2 separate regions of the Homo sapiens genome follow, and region 2 is linked to region 1. Evidence: chromatin loops called from intact Hi-C (ENCODE). Cell type or tissue: Caco-2. All regions are shown on one strand. Links, peaks and the distances in the headings refer to the core of each region. The heading gives the core; the rest is flanking DNA. Region 1 overlaps KRT86 (keratin 86). Region 2 holds the start of LINC02874 (long intergenic non-protein coding RNA 2874).

Region 1 (9,867 bases), core at 899-8,898:
ACCATGTCAAACCCCGCAGGACAGAAAGAGCAGCAGCCCCGCCCCTTCCCTTCCATTCCAACCTGAGTCACTGCCCACTCCTTCGTCCAACGTCAGTTTCCTCAACTGTGTATTGGGAGGTTGAGGTGGGTGTGCGGGACGTGAGTTGGTCCTTTGAAGAAGAAAACTGCAGTTTAGGGCAAGAGATCATAACATCTGGCTGCTTCTGGGCACCAATTAAGTACATTAAGTGGGGAGCGACAGCAGCTAAACAACCCAAGCCCATAAAGCCTTCTAATTGCTCCGACCCACGTGGTCACAGTCTCCCCACTTATATAAAAGGCCTACAGAGGTGCAAGTAGTGAACGCCTGACGCCCCGACCACTGTGCTCTCCATTCGGACGTCTCCATCCTCAGAACCTCCTCTCTTCCCCAAAAAGCACCATGACTTGTGGATCTTACTGTGGTGGCCGCGCCTTCAGCTGCATCTCGGCCTGCGGGCCCCGGCCCGGCCGCTGCTGCATCACCGCCGCCCCCTACCGTGGCATCTCCTGCTACCGCGGCCTCACCGGGGGCTTCGGCAGCCACAGCGTGTGCGGAGGCTTTCGGGCCGGCTCCTGCGGACGCAGCTTCGGCTACCGCTCCGGGGGCGTGTGCGGGCCCAGTCCCCCATGCATCACCACCGTGTCGGTCAACGAGAGCCTCCTCACGCCCCTCAACCTGGAGATCGACCCCAACGCGCAGTGCGTGAAGCAGGAGGAGAAGGAGCAGATCAAGTCCCTCAACAGCAGGTTCGCGGCCTTCATCGACAAGGTGGGTGTCCTGGATCACACCCTTCCTGAACCCCCACCACCTACACAGCCAGGGCCGGGCACTAAGGATGGAGTCAGAGGCACAAAGACCTCTGCCTGCCTGAGATCCCAGTCTGATGGGCGAGGCACACAGACACACAGACAGACAGACACATGCACAGACACACACACACAGGCACTCAAGATGCAGACTCAGCTGACAGTTCAGATAGAGGGAGCTTGTGAAGGAAAAGTGTGGCCAGGCTGCTCTGGGGCACAAGCTAGACATCAGGGAGTTGGGGGAGGGGGGCATGTGACCACTGCTGCTGAACTCAGAGGGGTTTGGGCAGCCCCAGGGTGAGAGAGTAGGGTGCACTGACTTCCAGATGACACAGGGGAAGGGCTGGGACAGCTGAGCTCCCTTCCAGATGGCCTGTGACACCCTCTTCCTGGCACCATCCCCAGAAACCTCATCTGTGATCTGAACCTGAGTACTCTGCCTGTGTGGGTTGCTGATCACCTAGTTTCATAGTGAGGGACTGAGCCTCTACTTCTGTTCATCTGCTTGGGTGGGGGGTGGGGGGGGGGTCACTCAACTCCCCAGGGAGCAGGCACTGACACCACCCAGCCCTTGCTCCACTCCTGAGTGGGAAATCTAGACACAGATCATGACCAGGAAATCCAGAAATTGTCTGTCTCCCACTGCCCACCTCTACTCAATCTCAGATAAGCTCCAGATTTGGGGGTTCCCATTAAAGCACCTCCCCTGCGAGCCCCCAGAGCTGGCTTTGGGGCACCAGACACCATCTGCCCCACCTTCCCACACCGAATGGCAGGTGCGCTTCCTGGAGCAGCAGAACAAACTGCTGGAGACAAAGCTGCAGTTCTACCAGAACCGCGAGTGTTGCCAGAGCAACCTGGAGCCCCTGTTTGAGGGCTACATCGAGACTCTGCGGCGGGAGGCCGAGTGCGTGGAGGCCGACAGCGGGAGGCTGGCCTCAGAGCTTAACCACGTGCAGGAGGTGCTGGAGGGCTACAAGAAGAAGTGAGTGCGGGCAAGAGGGATGCTGGGCACAGGAATGGGGTTTAGGTTAAATACACTGGATTAGACAATAAGAACTCCCAGGTAGGGTGAGTGGCCATGACCACTAGATTGACCGAGGGTGGCGGGGTCTTTTCCTTTGTGGAATCTTTGCCCAGACACCTGTGTAAGAGGAGGGCTGTGACTCCCATGACCTGTCTCTGTCCCACTTCAGCCTTCTCTCCCTGAACCACATCACCCAGCAGCTCTCCCCTGCGCTGGGTGGGGAGGAAGCCTCTGCAGGGTCCAGGCCTTCTCTCCTGACCCTCAGCCCCTATACTTGTAGCACCTGTCAGATGTGAGCCCAGGGTCTCTCATGAGTGACAGGTCTTGGGCTCTGGGTGTCGCACTGCCTTAGGTTCTAAGTCCTGAGGGTCTGCGGGTCCAGGAGGCCCCATACCTGAGCTGGGATTGATACCAGTGAGGGGAGGCTAGGGCTACAGGCCCTGAGAGTCCACGCTGTCCACTCCCAGGATGGGGCTGGGGGCTGAGTCCTATTTGCCTCCTGGGGGACCTCAGAGCCCCTTTGGGAACAGGACTGGGAGGTCCCAGATGAGCACTCTCCATCCCCAGTTCAAAGTGGATAGAGAATCCCAGACACATCCCACATCCAACTAGAAAGCACTAAGCTAGGCTGCCAGGCCGGGGCTGTGTGGAGGTGTTTCTAGTACTGTCCCCATGGCTGTGATGAAGTGTGATGTGATGGTGGCTCTGCAGAGACCTGCCCTGCCCTGACCTCCCCTCTCTTCCCTCTGCTCTGTCTCAGGTATGAGGAGGAGGTTTCTCTGAGAGCAACAGCTGAGAACGAGTTTGTGGCTCTGAAGAAGGCAAGTGACACAGGATTGAGAAGCACAGATCTGTGGGATCTCAGAATGACAGATTCTTCCTGGGGACACACAGGGGGTCTCAACCTCAGCGTGGGGCACAATGACCTTTCCACAGCAGGCTAGGACTGCCCAGATGCAGGCCTTTGTATTGAGCATCCAGGGCCTTGACAAAGGGCAATGACTTGGGAATATCTACCAGCACCTACCTTGGGCAAGGGGATGGCTGCACTGTCCTCTGTGTGTCCTGCTCTGTTCCAGAGGTTGTGGTCTATTGCTGAGGCCCCTGGAGCCATAGCAGATACAATGTCTCTGCTGAGAGACAGTGCAGTCTGTCTAGCATTTTGGGGAGTCTGACCTTGAGGCAGAGACACAATCCCAGGTTCTAAGGGGGGATGGAGAAGAACCAGGAGTAGCCCTTGGGCTTTTGGAGCACTGCTGGGGGACAGGAAAGGGTCAGGGTGTGAGAGCTGGGGGGTCAGTCTGGGCAGGCTTCCTGGAGCAGGAGAGGGGAGAAAGGAGAGATAAGAGGGTAAGGAGCAGTGAAAGGCTGGTGAGCCGTGCCCAAGACAAACAGGGTTTGTCCTCAGAATGGCAGAGGATGCCAGGTCACCCCGGGAAGGGCCAGAAGGGAAGGAGAGGGCATGGGAATGAGACACTGGGGACTCCTTTCCCCAGGCTTCATGGAATGGGTGGGAAGAGAGAGGAATCTAGAGGCTGGATCACCAGGGTCCTTGAGCTCCAACACTCCCCACCTTTCCAGGATGTGGACTGCGCCTACCTCCGCAAATCAGACCTGGAGGCCAATGTGGAGGCCCTGATCCAGGAGATCGACTTCCTGAGGCGGCTGTATGAGGAGGTGCGGGCTCAGGGGCCAGGCAGAGACCTGGCAGCCAGCAGAGAGGAGAGATGGGGGTGGGAGTGTTGGACAGGATGTGGGTAGAGGTTGCAGTCCCTGAGGCTGTGTGAGGGGGCAGGGTTGGGGACCAGAGAAAGCCTGAGGAGGTGGAGTCAGGACATGGTGGGTGGGGCTGTGTTCTCAACTAAAGTCACTGCCCTCACCTCCTGCAGGAGATCCGCGTTCTCCAGTCCCACATCTCAGACACCTCCGTGGTTGTCAAGCTGGACAACAGCCGGGACCTGAACATGGACTGCATCATTGCCGAGATCAAGGCACAGTACGATGACATTGTCACCCGTAGCCGGGCTGAGGCCGAGTCCTGGTACCGCAGCAAGGTGAGTGGCACAGGACACCTGCCTGCTAGACATGGCAGTGGGAGGGATTTGAGATTATCTATTAAATAGGCTTCCTTTTCTGGGGATGCACTAGGGATGAGAAGAGATGGCTGCCACTCTGATGTTGGGGTGGTAGGGCAGGACTGCCATGTGTGGTTGCACAGGCTGAGCACTGCACAACCTGCAAAATCATCTGTCATGCCCTGAATGGGTGGGAGGTCCCACCCTGAACCTCATGAGCATCTCTACTTCCCCCAGTGTGAGGAGATGAAGGCCACGGTGATCAGGCACGGGGAGACCCTGCGCCGCACCAAGGAGGAGATCAACGAGCTGAACCGCATGATCCAGAGGCTGACGGCTGAGGTGGAGAATGCCAAGTGCCAGGTATGGGGCATCTGTGCCCAAGGTCAGAGAGACCGAGGGTCTAACCATGGTCACACAGCCTATGTGTGCCCTATCTGGATCTCAGCATTCATTCTCCAGCCCCTCTGTCCATGTAGAGTCCCTGGTTGTGGTCTCTGTGAGTCCCAGGTGATGAAGGCAAGAGGCTCTGTTCTGGGGTGCTCCCAGCTTGGTGGGGAGCATGGTCTCATCGAGGTAAGCATCAGAGAGACCCAGGGACTCTAATCTACCTTGTTCTCTCTGTTCTCTTCAGAATTCCAAGCTGGAGGCTGCGGTGGCTCAGTCTGAGCAGCAGGGTGAGGCGGCCCTCAGCGATGCCCGCTGCAAGTTGGCCGAGCTGGAGGGTGCCCTGCAGAAGGCCAAGCAGGACATGGCCTGCCTGATCAGGGAGTACCAGGAGGTGATGAACTCCAAGCTGGGCCTGGACATCGAGATCGCCACCTACAGGCGCCTGCTGGAGGGCGAGGAGCAGAGGTGGGTCCCATAGACCTTTCCCTTTCCCAGCCCTGCCAGGGTTCTCAGTGTGCTCTGTCCTCACACTCCTGGCAGCATTTAAGTTTTGTTTCTTAACCTCCCCACCCTGCAACCAGACAGGTAATTTGTGTAAGTCCTTTAAGTATGATCTAGCCCCGTTTGAGTCTCTCATGTTCACCCAGGCACTGATCTGAGATTGCAGTCTTGTTCATCTCAGTTGAGATCCAGTAATCTGGCAGCAGGTATTCCTGTTACTGAGAAGCCTAATTAAGGCTTGGGGTCAGCTTGCCTGGGTAGTGCTTCTTCCCTTCCAGCTGTAGCTGCATGTGCTTCTCAGGATTCCTTCTCTTTTTCCTAGTCTGGCCCTGGCCCCATCTAGACCTGGGAGTTCAGATGTATCCCATAAGGACAGCTTCAGATAGATGACACTATCAACTCATGCTTTTCTATTATAGTGCCAATGAGCATCCCAAAGTGGTATTCCATTGTGGCAGGTGGGAATGAGTTAGGCAGAGAGCAAGGACTTATCCCTTGGGGCAGTTATGCCTTGCTTTCAGGATTTTTGCTTGTTTGCTTGCTTCAGAGGTGGGGGGAGTGGAGAAGACCCATTGGTCACTCAGCCTTCCTATGGCTGGAGGCCAGCGATACAGCTGGAGGGCAGCTATACAGCTCCTGCTCCCAGAAGGACAACACTCCCAGAATGTGAGCTCATTCTTTGCCCTTGGTTTCTTTCCCCTAGTTGGTCAGTTGGTCTCACTCGAAGCTCCTTTTTTTTTGTGGACAGTCAGGCCCTTGGCCCTGGGGAGAGGAGGGTGAAGGTTGGGGATGCAGAGGGAGCATCTTGTTTATTTGGGAAATGGGGAACACAGGTTTGGGACCTAGAAACTAAAGTGACCATATGACGAGATTTCCACCAAACTCGAGTTGTTCCATTGGAAAGCTCAGAGGCAGGGGTCTGTCTGGCTGGGCCTGGGGAATTTCATAAGTGAAGAATTCTGGGAGGAGGAGTTTTCCAAGTCTGAATTTGGAAGTTGGAGAAACACATGGAGATGGCATTGGAATCTGAGTGGCCCACTCCTCCATCACACGGGGCTCTTGGAGTGAACTCAGGAGCTTTGGTATGTGTTACCTAGGGAACCTGGGCATGGAATGATTTGATGGTGGCCATGGCTTCTCTTATCTGAAGCTGATTTAACCAATCCTTGGCCAGTGTGCTTTCAGGGGAACTCCATTTTCTTCCCTTAGGGGAAGCTATTGGGAGGGAAATGTGGGGTGGGTAGAAATGAGTGTCTGGGGTGACAGCCCTGCCTTGTCATTGGATATGTCCTCCTTCTGGGCCTCAGCCTTTCCATCTGCCGGATGAGAGGACTGTGGTGGGCAGTCTCTGAGCCTGTTCTAAAATCCCATTTGTTTATCTAACAGTTTTGTATTGAGCCAGGCATTGTTTTTAGGTGGTGCAGGAAGGAATAGACAAAAATGTCTACCCTCCTGATGCCTATAATCTAATGACACCAATCAGACTGGATTTCAGAAGTTAAATCTGCTCCCCTCAAATGCACCTGCAATTCAGTCAGAACCAACTTCGAGGTAGTGGCAGCTAATAGCTCTTAAGGGCTATGAGCCAGGCACTAAGCACTGGACGCTTCTTATTTGATTCAGTCCTCGCAAGAGATCTACGAAGTAGGTTTTCCTGATGAGGAAGCCTAGGCTGAGGTTGGCCCAAGCTGGGGTTGCACAGCTCAGAAGCAGTGGAGAGCGAGGCACTCACAGGCCTTCTGTCTCCAGACCCTCACGGTGACCCGAGTCTACACTGGCTCCTGGCCGAGAGCATTTCTTGCCCCTTCCCTTGGGCAAGTGCCCAGATGGAGGGCCACAGATGTCCCCCTCCACTTCAGTCACGGGGGCCCGGCGCCTTTTCCGCGGCACTGACCTCTCGCCTTCTCTCCCTGCAGGCTGTGCGAGGGCGTCGGCTCGGTGAATGTCTGTAAGTAGTGGGGTCCGTCCCCTCCTCCCGCTGGGCGGGTCTGGGAGCCTCTGGGCAAAGGGCGCGTGGGCTCGCAGCAAAGCCACTCACCCAGGTCGCGGCTGCGCCTGACGCGCGCCTCCGTCTCTTTCCCCTGCAGGCGTCAGCAGCTCCCGCGGTGGCGTTGTCTGTGGCGATCTCTGCGCCTCCACTACTGCCCCTGTTGTCTCCACCAGAGTCAGTAGCGTCCCCAGCAACAGCAACGTGGTGGTGGGCACTACTAACGCCTGCGCCCCCTCCGCCCGGGTTGGCGTCTGCGGCGGCAGCTGTAAGAGGTGCTAGGAGGCTGCCGCCTCCGCCAGCGCCTGTCGCCGTCACTCTCCACCCAGCCAGTACCTCGCGCCACCAGAACGCGCCGCCCGCGCCGGCCTCCCAATAGCCGCCGCCCGCTGCCTGCACTCTAAGCGCCCTCCCCACCGCTCCGCTCCGGGAGCCATCCCCGGTCGCAGGAGTCCGGGGAGGGCCGGGAGGCGCCATGGTCTCTCTCTGTAGCCTTTCCTGGTAGTCAATTTGTTGTCCCGAGGATTCATCTTTTTCTTCCGCCTGCCTTCTGTTTTTTTTGCTGTATACATTGGTCTTGCCTGAGCTCTTCCCCAAAGCTTGGAGGAACGGGGGAGGCCCGGGAATGTCCCTGTCTGCACGACCTGGGACTCTGCCCATGTGCTTTTGCCTGTGGAATGGAGACGCGGACCCTGGATAGTGGTTCTATGACTCTGCGAGGGACAGGCCCACGCGTGTGGGGAGAACATCTCCCTTCCGGGGCTGCCCTCAAGAGCTTCTGAAAAACTAATGACTCTGCTGCCTTCTCCTTTGTCTTTGTTTCACTCTGTGTTTCCAATAAACTCATTGTAGCGAATCAAGCCTAGTGTCTCAGAGTCTTGAAAATGCCAGGGCCTTCCTGTGATAGGGGCTCCTGCCAGAGCGCCTCAGGACCTGTTTATCCACTATTTTTCAGTAGCTAAAAATGACCACAGTAGGTGCTGCCCATCTGTACTTGAGCAGCCCAGGCCTTGGGGAAAACGAGAGAAGACTCACGGAGCCAGGGAATCTTATGGGGTCATGGGTTTCTCTAGACCAGGATTTATCAACTTCAGCACTATTGACAGTGTGAGCTGGGTCATTCTTTGTTTTAGGGCTGTCGCGTGCATTTGGTAGGATGTTTAGTAGCATCCCTGGCCTCAATCCACTAGATGCCAAGGGTCCTCCACCACCCTCTTGTGACAACTAAAAATGTCTCTAGATGTGGCCATATGTTTTCTAGGGGTTCTCAACCAAGGTGATCACCCGCCGCCCCCACCCCAGGGCCTTCCTGGAGGGGAAAGTGCATGGGGAAAAAGACGGGGTAAGAATGGAAGGAAGGTATGTGAGAGAAGCACTGTGCAGGGAGGAAGAGCCTTGGGTTGAGAGGAGAACTGGGCTTCTCATTCCGAGCCTTGATGGCCATTTGCCACATGTGTGACTTTGGGCAAATTGCTTCCATCCCCTGATCTTCAGCTGCCTTGGCTGTGGAATGGGGAGATTGGACAGTATTCCTAAGATCCTTCTAGCTCCCTATGTGAGATTGTGTTTGAAAGGGCTATGTTAATGCCCTTTGAGTTTGAGTGCCGGTTCAGCCATTTACTAGTCTGTAACTGTGGGCAAATCACTAAGCCTCACTGAGCTTTAGTTCCTTCACATTTAGAACGGGATGATGATATCTACTGGGCCATAGGGAGGTGTTTCAGATATCTATTACACACAGCAAGTCACCCACATGGAGAGGCTTAAAACAGCAATACTTTATCATGCCTCAGATTCTGTGGGTTTACTGAGGAGTTCTATTTTACATGATGTTGTTTGGAGGGCTAGAATGTCTGAAAGGCCCAATATGGCCAAAATCTCACATGGCTGGACTTGGTGCTGGCCACCAGCTGGGAGTTCAAGTGACGTGCTTGGCCAGGGTGTATCAGTCAGGGTCCAATCAGAAGACAATAATTTGAACAGAGAAAGTTTAACATAAAGCATTATTAACCATAACAGAGATTGGCCAGTAAAAAGCAAGAACTCTAAAGCCCACAGCAGCTGCAGCCATAAGAAGCAGCCCCTACCCCCAGGCCTTTTCTCCAGCATCCAGTGATAATTTCTTTGCTGGCTCTCCAGCTTTCACTAATTGTCTCCTTGAGCAAATTTAGGCTCTGCCTGATGCCTGGGCCCAAAGTCAAAGACATAGGTTTTGAGTTTTGTTTCAGTAGCATCTCTCTGCCAGGTACCAACTTGCCCTCCACTTATCTATTGCTATGTAACAAGACATCCCCAAATTTAGTGGCTTAAAACAACAATATTTTTCATAGTTGTGTGAATTGCCTAGGTGATTCTTCTGCTTCATATCATTGACTGGGGCTCTGGTACTGCTGAAAGGTCCAGGATGGCTTCACTTGTACGGTTGGCATTTGGAGCTAGCTCTGGTCAAGAGCTCAGGAGCTGATGGCCAGGGCCTCTGTTCTTCCCTACGTGCTCCAGTCCCTTTGAGGCCATCTGGGCACGGAAGCTGCAGAAGGTGCTTTCCATCAGATTCTATTGGTCAAAGCAGTCATGGAGCCAGCCCAAGATCAAGGGGAGGAAAAACAGGCTCCACTTTTGATATGAGCAGTGCCATGCACAGAGAGGGAGGAGCTGCTGGGGGCTCATCTCTGAAGATAGCTACCACAGGACGATTAAATGAGACAACACAAATAAGTTTGAGGTATAGTGTGGCATACAACAGATACTAAACAATTAGTGTTTATGACTGCTCTTGTTGTTATTACTATTACCATGACATCATAACAGTGTAGCATTCTCAGCCTCTGAATAGCAGGGGCAGAGTGGGCTGGTAGGAAATACTGGGAGCTGGAGGTTTGACATCCTAGCTTTTGTCAGCAGGAGTGTGTGGCCAAGCTCCTTCAGCTTTTGGAGCCTCGGGTAGTTTACCCACTTAAAGGCAGGTGATAGCAGCAGCCCACTGAGTGAATGAGAGCTTCAGCTGGTGTGCAGAGAAGGGTGGATGTCACAGCACTGTTAGTCTGGGTACTGGCACTA
Region 2 (9,867 bases), core at 764-8,763, 90 kb before region 1:
AGTTGTGTGTTTGGAAAGCAGACCAGGGTGTTAAGAGGGTCGTGTGGAGGTGATGGTAGGGGGTGACAGTGGCTGGAGATGAAGCCAGAAAAGTATGCGGGGCTCTTGAATGCTGACATGAGGAGTGAGCTTTCTGTTCCAAGGGAAGCTGGGAGCTGTTGAAGAGTTTTAAGCAGGAAGGGATGTGGTCAGATGCAGGGGCTGCAGTGCTATGGGAATGGGGAGGATTGCGAGGGGTCTGCCTTTGGGTTTCATGGAGCAAGGGAGTGATGGCAGGGGCATGCTCCTGCAGAGGGAGGAGGGGATGGGGTGTGTGGGTCTAGAGCAGGCAGTCTGAGGTGGGCCTGCCCAGGTGAGAGGGTGTGGGGACTCCATCAGGTCGGAGTTTGGAGCCCAGGGCAGGGCTGAGGGAGGGGGAAGGGTGAGGTGGAGGGCTGGACTGCAAGACCAGGCAGGGGAACCGCGGCTTCAGCTCTGCCAGCACTTCCCTTAGGCCTCCCAGGCTGGTCTGCTCCACTGGCCCTCAGAAAGACTTGTCGCCTCGCCGAGCCTCAGTGTTCTCATCTGAAGAATAGAGTGGGCAAGGCCTTTCTCCTACACACTCAGGTGTCTGATTAGTGAACAGTCACGGTGTCTCCAACTGGGCCCTGAGTTATGGGAGAGGCAAGCCCATGACCCACCAGGCCCCACCAAGAGCCGTGCCACAGCCTGAGGTGGGCTCTCGGTGTTGACCAGCTCTTGGAGTACTTCAGGAGGAGGTGGAGGGACTGGGGAGTTCTAGGAGTGTGTCCATGATAAAGAGCCGCAAACAAGATCCCAGGTCCAAGGCTGCCTCACCTCCCCTGTGACATGGGGTGCTCTCTCAGACCCTTCCAGCTCATTGGGCTTTTGAGCCACCCCTGCGTAGTGGGACCAGGGCCCCCAGGGCTGGGAGGACAGGGAATATGGGGTTGTAGCTTAGGCGTAATGGGGTGAGGACCCCAGGACTCACCCAGCTCTGAAGGTTGCCAGATCTTTGCATCTTACTGTTCATCTTCTGCCTCTGCAGAGCCCTGAATGGGAAGAAATGGGTTCCATGTGCAGCAAGCCAGGAGAGATTTAGGCAACGAGAACCTCCAGTTCTGTCTTAGGGTTCCCAGCTTTCTCCTTGTCCTGAGGGAGCCGCTGAGCCTGTGGGAGATGAGGGGTGCCCATTCCCCAGTGCTTCTCACCCTCCCCCACCTGCCCTCCTGGGGTACCTTTGTCTGCCACTTGCATCCTATTGGAAGCTGTCCCCAAGTGCGTGTTAGGCAGGTGGCAGGTGCTGGAGCAGAGTGCACCACCCTCCGGCGATCACTGTGAGTTGGGGTAAGAGTGGGGTGTTCCTGCCAGCCCCAGGAGAGGGGAAAGCAAGCCCCCGTCCACCCTTGTGGGTCTCTGCTCCTGGAAAAGGTGCTCTAGCAGGCTCATCTGTGTGAGTCACTGTCTTCCATGTGGGGTAAGTTGAGCCCTGCCTTTTGGATCTCAAAATCCAGGGATGCCGACATCCTGGGTCTGGAGAAGGGAGGAGGCACAGGGCAGCAGAGCCCTGGCCTGTCTTTCCTGACGGGGTATGGAGCTGGCAGGACAGGGAGGCTAGGTGGCTGGTGGTGCAGGGCGTGCCCATCCCTCTACCTCCTTCCTCACAGCCCTGCACTGCTCTGTCCCGGTCTGGCCCCTCTTCTCTCCTCACTTTTTCTTCTCTGCTTCTCTTCTCTCTCACTCCCCTCCTATCCTCAACCTTTTCGTCTCCCTCCCCGCAGTCCTTCCCTCTGCCTCCTTTATTTCTTCCTTAACCCCCTGCCCTTCCATTTCCCATCTCCTCCTCCACCCTCCAGTTCTATTCCATCCACTTGCCCCACCACAGACCCGCCTCCCTGAGTTCAAGCTGCCCATTCTTCCTTCTTGCAGCCCCTGCCCATCTGAGCAGCAGAGTTCATCCCATACCCTGCAGGGAGTCCAGCGCCACCATGATGTCCCTCTCTTCCCTCCTTGAGGCTGGCTGGGTCCAGCCTGAGCTGTGCCACCTGCTGGCTCAGGCCAGTGGGATTGTGCCTCAGGCAGGCTCCTGCCCTTCCAAGCCAAGGGCTTGGCTGCAGACCCGACAGCGGCTCCCAGAGGTGAGGCTGGGGATTGCAGCATCCTGCCAGCTGCAGTTCCCTCCCTGCTGTACTCTCGTTCCTGATGTCCTGAAGGTCCCGCTTACAAGTCTACTGGTGGGCATGAACGTGCGAATGCTGTGTGGACACCTGGGCATAGTCTGTTGTTCATGCATGCACGTGCGCATCTGGTGTGTGTGCATGATTTGAGTGTGTACCTTCTGCCTTGAGTGAGCACCACCCCTGGGAACCGCAGTGTATGTGTGAGTGCTGAGTGCACATGACTGTGCAGGTGTGTGATGGAATTCAGGCTCCTGCAGACTTTGCATATTTGTGAGTGTGTACATTTGGGAGCATGTGCGATAGCACAAAGTCATGTGTTTCCCTGAGTGCTTGGAGAAGCTTAAGTGCCCTGCCAAGTGTGTGCTTCTCTGTGCCTGGGGACACCAGTGGGCACCGGAATAGCATGAAGCCACGTGGACATGTGTGAGGTGGGAGGGGGCTGTGGGCACTTACACAAGGCTGCTTGTAGCATGCACCTGTGTGCCCAAGAGGGACTATCTGCCTGTGTGAGTTATGTGCACATGTGTGTATTCACTGCACGTGTGAGGGATATGAGACCATATCCCTGTGGCACCATAAAGGCACATGTGAGCAGTGAGCAGGGCCTGAGGAAAGCTGTCTGTGTCTGCATGAGGAGATGCATCCTCACAGGCCCAGGGTGTGGCTGTGCTGAAAGGGGACATATTTAGTGATTTATGAACTTTTAAGGAAAAGCCTCAGCCCCCATTCAGGCCCCAGACACAGTGACCCCCTGCCCCCACTGCCACATCACTCAGGCCTGACATCAGCCAGGCACCTGAAACCACAGGAATGAGAGGTGATCTCCTTGCTCCTGCCACCTCACCTGCTCACCCACTGCAGGGCTGATGCCAGGGGACAGCAAGGATGCCTCCCGAAGCACCTACTGGGTGCAGGAGTGTGCTGCCAAGACCATGCTGCAGTCCAGGCCAGAGACCCCTCTGCAGCCATGGAGGCCACGCTAGCCCCACCCGCTGGCTGAGAGAGGGTTGCAGGGAGTAGGGATACCTGTCTCTGCCTTGGTGGACTTGGGGTGCAAGTGCCCCCTTTCCCAGGCAAGCCTGACTCCTTCAGGAGAGCTGGTGGGCTTCCCAAAGTCTGCCCTCTGGGACTGACTGGCCATGAAGCAGAGGAGAGGAAGCCGTTGATAAATGTGGGATGGAGGAATGAATGAAGAAACGGTGAGGCTGGGTGAGGTGGCTCACACCTGTAATCCTAGAGCTTTGGGAAGTTGAGGCAGGAAGATTGCTTGAGTCCAGGAGTTGGAGACCAGCCTTGGCAACATAGTGAGACCCTCTCTCTGTATTTTTTTTTTGAGACAGAGTCTCAGTCTGTCGCCCAGGCTGGAGTGCAGTGGCACGATCTCGGCTCACTGCAATCTCTGCCTCCCAGATTCAAGCGATTCTCATGCCTCAGCCTCCCAAGTAGCTGGGATTATAGGATTGTGCCACCACACCCAGCTGATTTTTTGTATTTTTTAGTAGGAATGGGGTTTCACCATGTTGGCCAGGCTGGTCTCCAACTCCTGACCTCAAGTGATCCGCCTGCCTTGGCCTCCCAAAGTGTTGGGATTACAGGTGTGAGCCACTGCGCCTGGCCCAATCTCTCTCTCTCTTTTTTTTAAATTTTAGAAAAGAAACAGTGGTTCCCAGGGGTGGTGGTGGCTGGCCCCAGGGAGTGCACTGAGGGTGAGTGGATGGCTGTGCTCGGTGCTAAGAGATTGGCCTTTGAATTCACTTCTGCCTGATCCTCATTTTTCTCCTTTCTACGAAAGATCAGAAATCCCCTTCAAGTTAATTATACCAATGAAATTCAGAGGTGTGCCTGGTGCCTGGCACATGGTAGGTGCTCAGGAAATGACAGGTGTCTCCTTCCTGAGAGCTGACAGCTGTCCTGAGCCCCTTCCAGAGCAACCCCTGGACCAGCCATGAGTCAGCTATGGCTGGGCAGCAGGGATCCTCGAGTTCCTGTTCTGGAAGCATGAGTCAGGCCCAGGTGGGAGAGGAGGGAGGTCATACTGGGGTCAGATGCCGGACCCAGGCAGGATCAGACAGGCGCCTGGCTGCCACCTTATCATGATGCTTGTTGCTAGTAACTGGATCTCAGAAGATAAGGCCCTGGGGCTGAATGAAGCATTCCAGCTCTGTGGGCCGAAATGTTGTTGACATGGGCTGTACGATGCGTAGATGCTTTTCAGATAGCACAGCCTGAAAAGGGCCAGCAAGCTCCCGAAGGCATTGCCTTCACAGCTGCTTTTGCCACTACTGCTGGGGGCAGAACCTCCAGCCCTAGAGCTTGCCCAGCCTGGGGACCCCATCACCTCCATGAGAGCTCCTGGATCTAGCTTGCCAGCCCAGAGCCCATCTCTGATTTCTTGAGAGCCTCTATTCTTTATCTAGATCATAGCAGTCACCAGTGAGGACCCAGATGTGCTTTCCACCAGGCTTTGGAGAACATCTGAGGAGTGGAAATTCCTATTTTAACCCTCTTTCCCACACCTCTGACTCTTGAGCAGGGGTCCATTGTCCGCTGTTGCTGCAAACTGTGACCGTTCAGTACAATGGACAGTGCTCATGACTGGGGTGGGGTGGGGACAAGCTTCTCTGCGCTGTGCAAAAGTCAGTGTTTCAGCCACACTAGGCATGTGCCCAGTGCCCAGCTCCTTATCTCTAGGAGCCATTGTCTCACTTGTTTCTTATGGCAGATAAAGATGGCTTATCCATCTCTTAGGAACAAAGCACGCCACTTTAGACAGTCACAAACATGAACGACCTTATTTAGGAATCAGGTGCCTCAGAGAGAGCCTTTGCAGGCTGAAACATGGAGGGAAGTGGGGACTTATCTCTTTGCCCCCCAGATATGCAGAAAAAGGCAGTGCGGGAACACACACACACACAGACACACACACCTGGACAGAGAAACAAAGCATTCATTGAGCGCTTGCTGTGGACCGACCCTTATTAGGCACTGGGAGGGAGTGTATAGAAAAGTGAGTTTGCACAGCGCTTGCCTTTAGCAGCTCACAGTTGCATGGAGAAGACATGCATCAGCAAATGCTTACTGCTTTTCCATTTTTGAAATTTGTAGGACTATCCCAGGGAAAACATTGAAACTGTTAAAATATGCAAAAAGTGAAGCAGCAGCTTTGCTGTGGGGAAAAACAAACCTCAGAAACCCTTAGTGACAGGCCACTGAACACTGGTTCCTAAGGCAGTTCTCTCCTGGTTCCACTGGCAACTGCACCAGCTGGACCCCTGCCACCCCTGCTGGGGAAACAGTGAAGGGGAAATGGCATAGAGGGCCAAGGACAACAGGTTCTGGTGACTTAGATTTTATATATATATATACACACACACACACATATATATATATACACACACACACACACACACACGTGTATATATATGTGTATATATATGTGTTTATATATATAATGTGACAATACCAGAGAGCAAAGGCACTGCTCTCTTCCTCTCCCCTCCTCCCTTCCCTAGGCTCCTCCTTCCCTGAGCCTTCAAGGCCTGATGGTAAGGTCTCGGTCCCAGTGGAGGATAGGAAAAGTCCCGGTTTGCTTCACTTCCTATCCCAAGCCCTAGAGGCCACAGGCCACCGACCTCCTCCTGGAGTGCTTAGTGCTGAGGTTCCTCACTGGAGCCTTGGCCTGCAGCCAGCATCCAGCCCTCCCAGGCCAGCCTCGGGCCTGAACCCCTGCACATGGAGGTGTTTGTCTGCCCACGCCTGGCAGCCTGCCCCAAGACAGTCAGGATGAACAGGTTTGGCCACCTGAACTGGCTGCAGCCTTTGCCTTTAGTGAGATAAAGAAAGACTCAGAGCTTTCAGCCACAGCCAGAATGAAGTTTTGGGACTTTTTCTTCCCCTTTGAAATAATTTTTAACTTATGAAAAAGTTGCAAGAATAGTACAAAGGACTTTTTTTTTTCTGTATCATTTGAGAGTAAGTTGCTGGCCTGATGGCCCCTCACTCCTGAATACTTTAATGTGTATTTCCTCAAACAAGGACATTCTCACTCTCACATAACCACAACACAGCCATTAACACCAGGAATTTCATCTCAATACATTACTGCCATCAAGTCCTCAGACCCCATTGGTTTTTCCCAGTTATCCCGGTGATGTCCTTTAGAGCAAAATGTTCCAGTTCGGAGTCAGGGGGTTGCGTGCGGCTGTCATGTCTGGTTAGCGTTCTCGAATCTGAAATAGTTCCTCCGTCTTGATTTCCATGACCTTGACACTTGTTTTTTGTAGTACGTCCCTCAATTGGGGTTTGTGTGATGTTTCTCCATGAATAGATTCTGATTCTGCATTTCTGGTAGGAAAATCACAGAAACCATGCTGTGTTTCTTCCTATGGCATCCTGTCAGGCCCTGCACCATCTTAATTTGTTCCATTACCGGTGATGTTAACTTTGATCGCTTGATTAAGATGGTGTCTGCCAGGCTTCTCCGAGGTAAATTACTTTTTTCCTCTTTGTAATTAAAAAGCACTTTATGGAGAGATCCTTTGAGACTATGTAAGTATCTTGATCTTCATCAAACTTCCTCCCACTAGTTTTAACACCATTGATGTTTCTTGGCCTAATTATTACTGTGATAGTTGCCAAGTCCACTATTACTTCTGCATTTATTAGTTGGCATCTTCTGTACAGAAAAAGAAACTCTCTTCTCTACATTTATTTATTCATATTTTTATTTACATTAGTGTAGACTCAGGGATTCCTATTTTACTCTTGATTTATTTTGGCTTTATTTTATTAATTTTAATTTATTTTTGTTAATTTATTTTTGAGATAGGGTCCTGCTCTGTCACCCAGGCTGGGGTACAGCGGTGTGATCGTAGCTCACTGTAACCTTGAACTCTTGGGCTCAAGCAATCCTCCTGTCTCAGCCTCCCAAGTACCTGGGACTTCAAGTGTGCACCACCATGCCGGGCTAATTTTTTTTTTTTTTTTTTTTAAAGACACGGTCTTGTTACGTTGCTCAGGCTGGCCTTGAACTCTTGGCCTCAGGTGATCTTCCTGCCTTGGTGTCCCAAAGTGCTGGGATGACAGCACCTGGCCTCATTATTTATTTTGATGCTGAAAATCTCCCTGCTTGGCCAAGGGGTCACCCCTTCAGCAGGCTTCTGTGTCCTTTTGCCATACCCCCTCCATTCTTTAGGCACTCCCTTGCTTTCTAAAACAAGATGTTCCTGGCTCATCTTGTGCTTTCCCTATCCCACCCATGGCATTGGCCATCTTTCCAAGGAACAGTGGTTTCTCTTGGTGGAGAATGAGATATGGAAACCGAGATCTGGGCACTAGTTCCCCTCATTGCTTTTGAGAGTCGTTCAGTTTGTCAGTGATTCTTGGACTGGAATCAGGGGAAGGATGTTTCCTTTAAGCTTTAATATTCGAAACCAGCAACTCTAAGTCTTGTTTGGGTGGTGGGCAACATGGAAATAATGAGACCTTTAATGAAAAAATATAATCTATTGATTGAATAAACAATGTTCTACAGGAAATAAAATCATCAGTGGAGTTAGCAAATACATGTGCATATCTGTATATGTGTTTATGTAAATATACATCTACACAATTTAAATCTGTATCTATCTATCTATCTATCTATCTATCTATCTATCTATCTATCATCTACCATCTATCTATCTATCCATCATCTATCTATCTATCCATCTATCTGTCTATCTGCCTATCTTGAAGGCCTTGAGTCCACACTGAAAACTCCAATACCAAACCCATGATCACATGGTTCATTCAGTTCCTCCCTTTCCATACTTATAAATCCTTTCTCCCTTAGTGAGAAGTGTGTCTTCCATCATACCTGTGTGTATAATCAGTCTGTCTGTGTAGCCACCACTGCCAGCACAGGTGCCCTTGTCTGTACTGGGACAAAAACCCTCCCAGCTGCTGCCCTGGCACAATGTCTGCCTTCCTGGACCCAACTAATAGCTTTGGGACTAAATTATTTAGGAAGGCAGGCAGCTCTTTGGACATTTTGCTGACCAATGAATCATGACTTTTCCTGATCTTTGGAATGTTTTGCTTATAACTTTTTCTTAAAAATGATATGTTTTGCCATTTTTTTTTTTGAGACAAGGTTTCACGCCTGTCACCCATGGTGGAGTGCAGTGGCACGATCTTGGCTCACTGTAACCTCTGCCTCCCAAACTCAAATGATTCTCCTGCTTTAGCCTCCTGAGTAGCTGGGACCACAAGCTCATGCCACCATGCCCGGTTAATTTTTTTTTTCCTGTGGAGACGGGGTTTTGCTATGTTCCTCCAGGCCGGTCTCAAACTCCTGAGCTCAAGTAATCTGCCTGCCTCAGCCTCCCAAAGAGCTGGGATTACAGGCGTGAGCCACCGTGCCTGGCCTGTTTTGCCATTATTAAAGTACCAAATTTCATGAATAACTTCTGCAAAGGAGAACCATTTATTTATGCACAACACTTCTGACAGCAAATGTGTGAGTTTTCTACACAAAACAATTCTCCAGTTCTCTGCAGACACCAACTGGGTGTCCTACAATTTAATTTAGTTTGAACACTAACTACCCAGGGTAGGGGAGAGCCTGCAGGTTAAAGTCTCAGTCCCACAAGACTGCTCCCATTTCAGATGCCAATCGCAAGTACTGGGTACTCACACCTCTGTGTAGTTTGGCCACCAATCCAGGGTTCCCACAACCCGCTCCTTAGGTTCAATAATTTAATGGCTCACAGAACTCAGAGACACTTTCTTTAGGTTTACTGGTTTATCATAGAGGAGATTATAGAAGACAGACATGAATAGTCAGATGAAGAGGAAATAGGACAAGGTCTGGAAGGGTCCTGAGTGCAGGAGCTTCTGTCCCTGTGGAGTTGCGAGGCACCGCCCTCCTGGCACATGGATGCATTCTCCAACCTGGAAGCTCTCCTACCTCATAGTTTAGGGATTTTTATGGACACTTCAACACATAAGCATTATCAATTATTACTCAATCTTTAGCCCCACTCTCCTCCCCAGAGCGTGGGGAATGGGGCTGAAAGTTCCAAGCTTCTAATCAGACATTGACCTTTCTTATGACCAGCCCCTATCCTGATGCTCTCCAGGAGCCCACTGGCAGTCAGCTCATTAGAACCAAAACCCCACTCCTATTGTCCAGGAAATTAGGAGCTCTGTGTCAGGAACAGGGATTGAAGACTAAATATTAGAAAAAAAGTTGCTCCTAGCACCCCTATCACTCAGGCTATTACAAGGGTTTAGGAGTTCTGTGTCAAGTGCTGGGGGCAGAGACCCAATATATATATTGAATTATGACATAATTTGGAGAACAGAGAAAGGGAGTCAATCATAATTCCAGCCCTCAGTACAACCATTGTTTAGTATTTAAACATATTTCATTTTAGTTTTTTCCTCCAGTGCACCTGTTTTTCTTTTAAGCATAATTGTAAGTATAGTGTTGCTACCTCTTTCCATTCTCCATGTTTACTTAAGACAATAAAAACATTCACTGCTTATGAAATACCTGGCACATACCAAGATCTGTATAGATTGTTTTCTCTTTCTCATTTAATCCTTAACATAATCCTGGGAAGCAGGCATTTTCCTGACACTAGAGATAAAGAAACCAGGGCTCAGGGAGTCTCAGTTGCACTTTGGATAAGTGATAGAGCTA

Evidence for each region. Hi-C counts contacts between places; a loop is a spot of excess contacts. Peaks named below come from ENCODE experiments on the same cell type or tissue, not always from the same donor. Only the 100,000 strongest peaks of a DNase experiment are listed, where the experiment ranks them.
Region 2: a loop joins it to region 1, with 3.0 times the contacts of the local background. A loop is called at or near these places in 3 of 110 quality-filtered maps.

Annotation. Positions count from the first base shown.
Region 1 is chr12:52,301,494-52,311,360 of GRCh38, forward strand. KRT86 (keratin 86) reads left to right here. Exons shown (of 11, transcript NM_001320198.2): 3 at 420-792; 4 at 1,607-1,815; 5 at 2,618-2,678; 6 at 3,439-3,534; 7 at 3,747-3,911; 8 at 4,170-4,295; 9 at 4,567-4,787; 10 at 6,740-6,771; 11 at 6,911-7,670. The coding sequence starts at 424. The coding sequence ends at 7,092. It overlaps LOC124902935 (a long non-coding RNA gene), which reads left to right and starts at 9,617. Exons shown (of 2, transcript XR_007063313.1): 1 at 9,617-9,867. RefSeq lists an enhancer at 3,139-3,639. In Caco-2, for the core only: CTCF peaks have their summits at 4,783 (motif pointing left) and 7,165; DNase peaks (open chromatin) are centred at 6,838 and 7,168; H3K4me3 peaks cover 1,214 bases.
Region 2 is chr12:52,211,551-52,221,417 of GRCh38, forward strand. It overlaps LINC02874 (long intergenic non-protein coding RNA 2874), which reads right to left and starts at 2,033. Exons shown (of 3, transcript NR_164133.1): 1 at 1,966-2,033; 2 at 992-1,052. It overlaps LINC00592 (long intergenic non-protein coding RNA 592), which reads left to right. Exons shown (of 5, transcript NR_027358.2): 2 at 494-606; 3 at 1,049-1,477. RefSeq lists an enhancer at 1,897-2,458. In Caco-2, for the core only: a CTCF peak has its summit at 2,156; DNase peaks (open chromatin) are centred at 2,091, 4,241 and 5,891.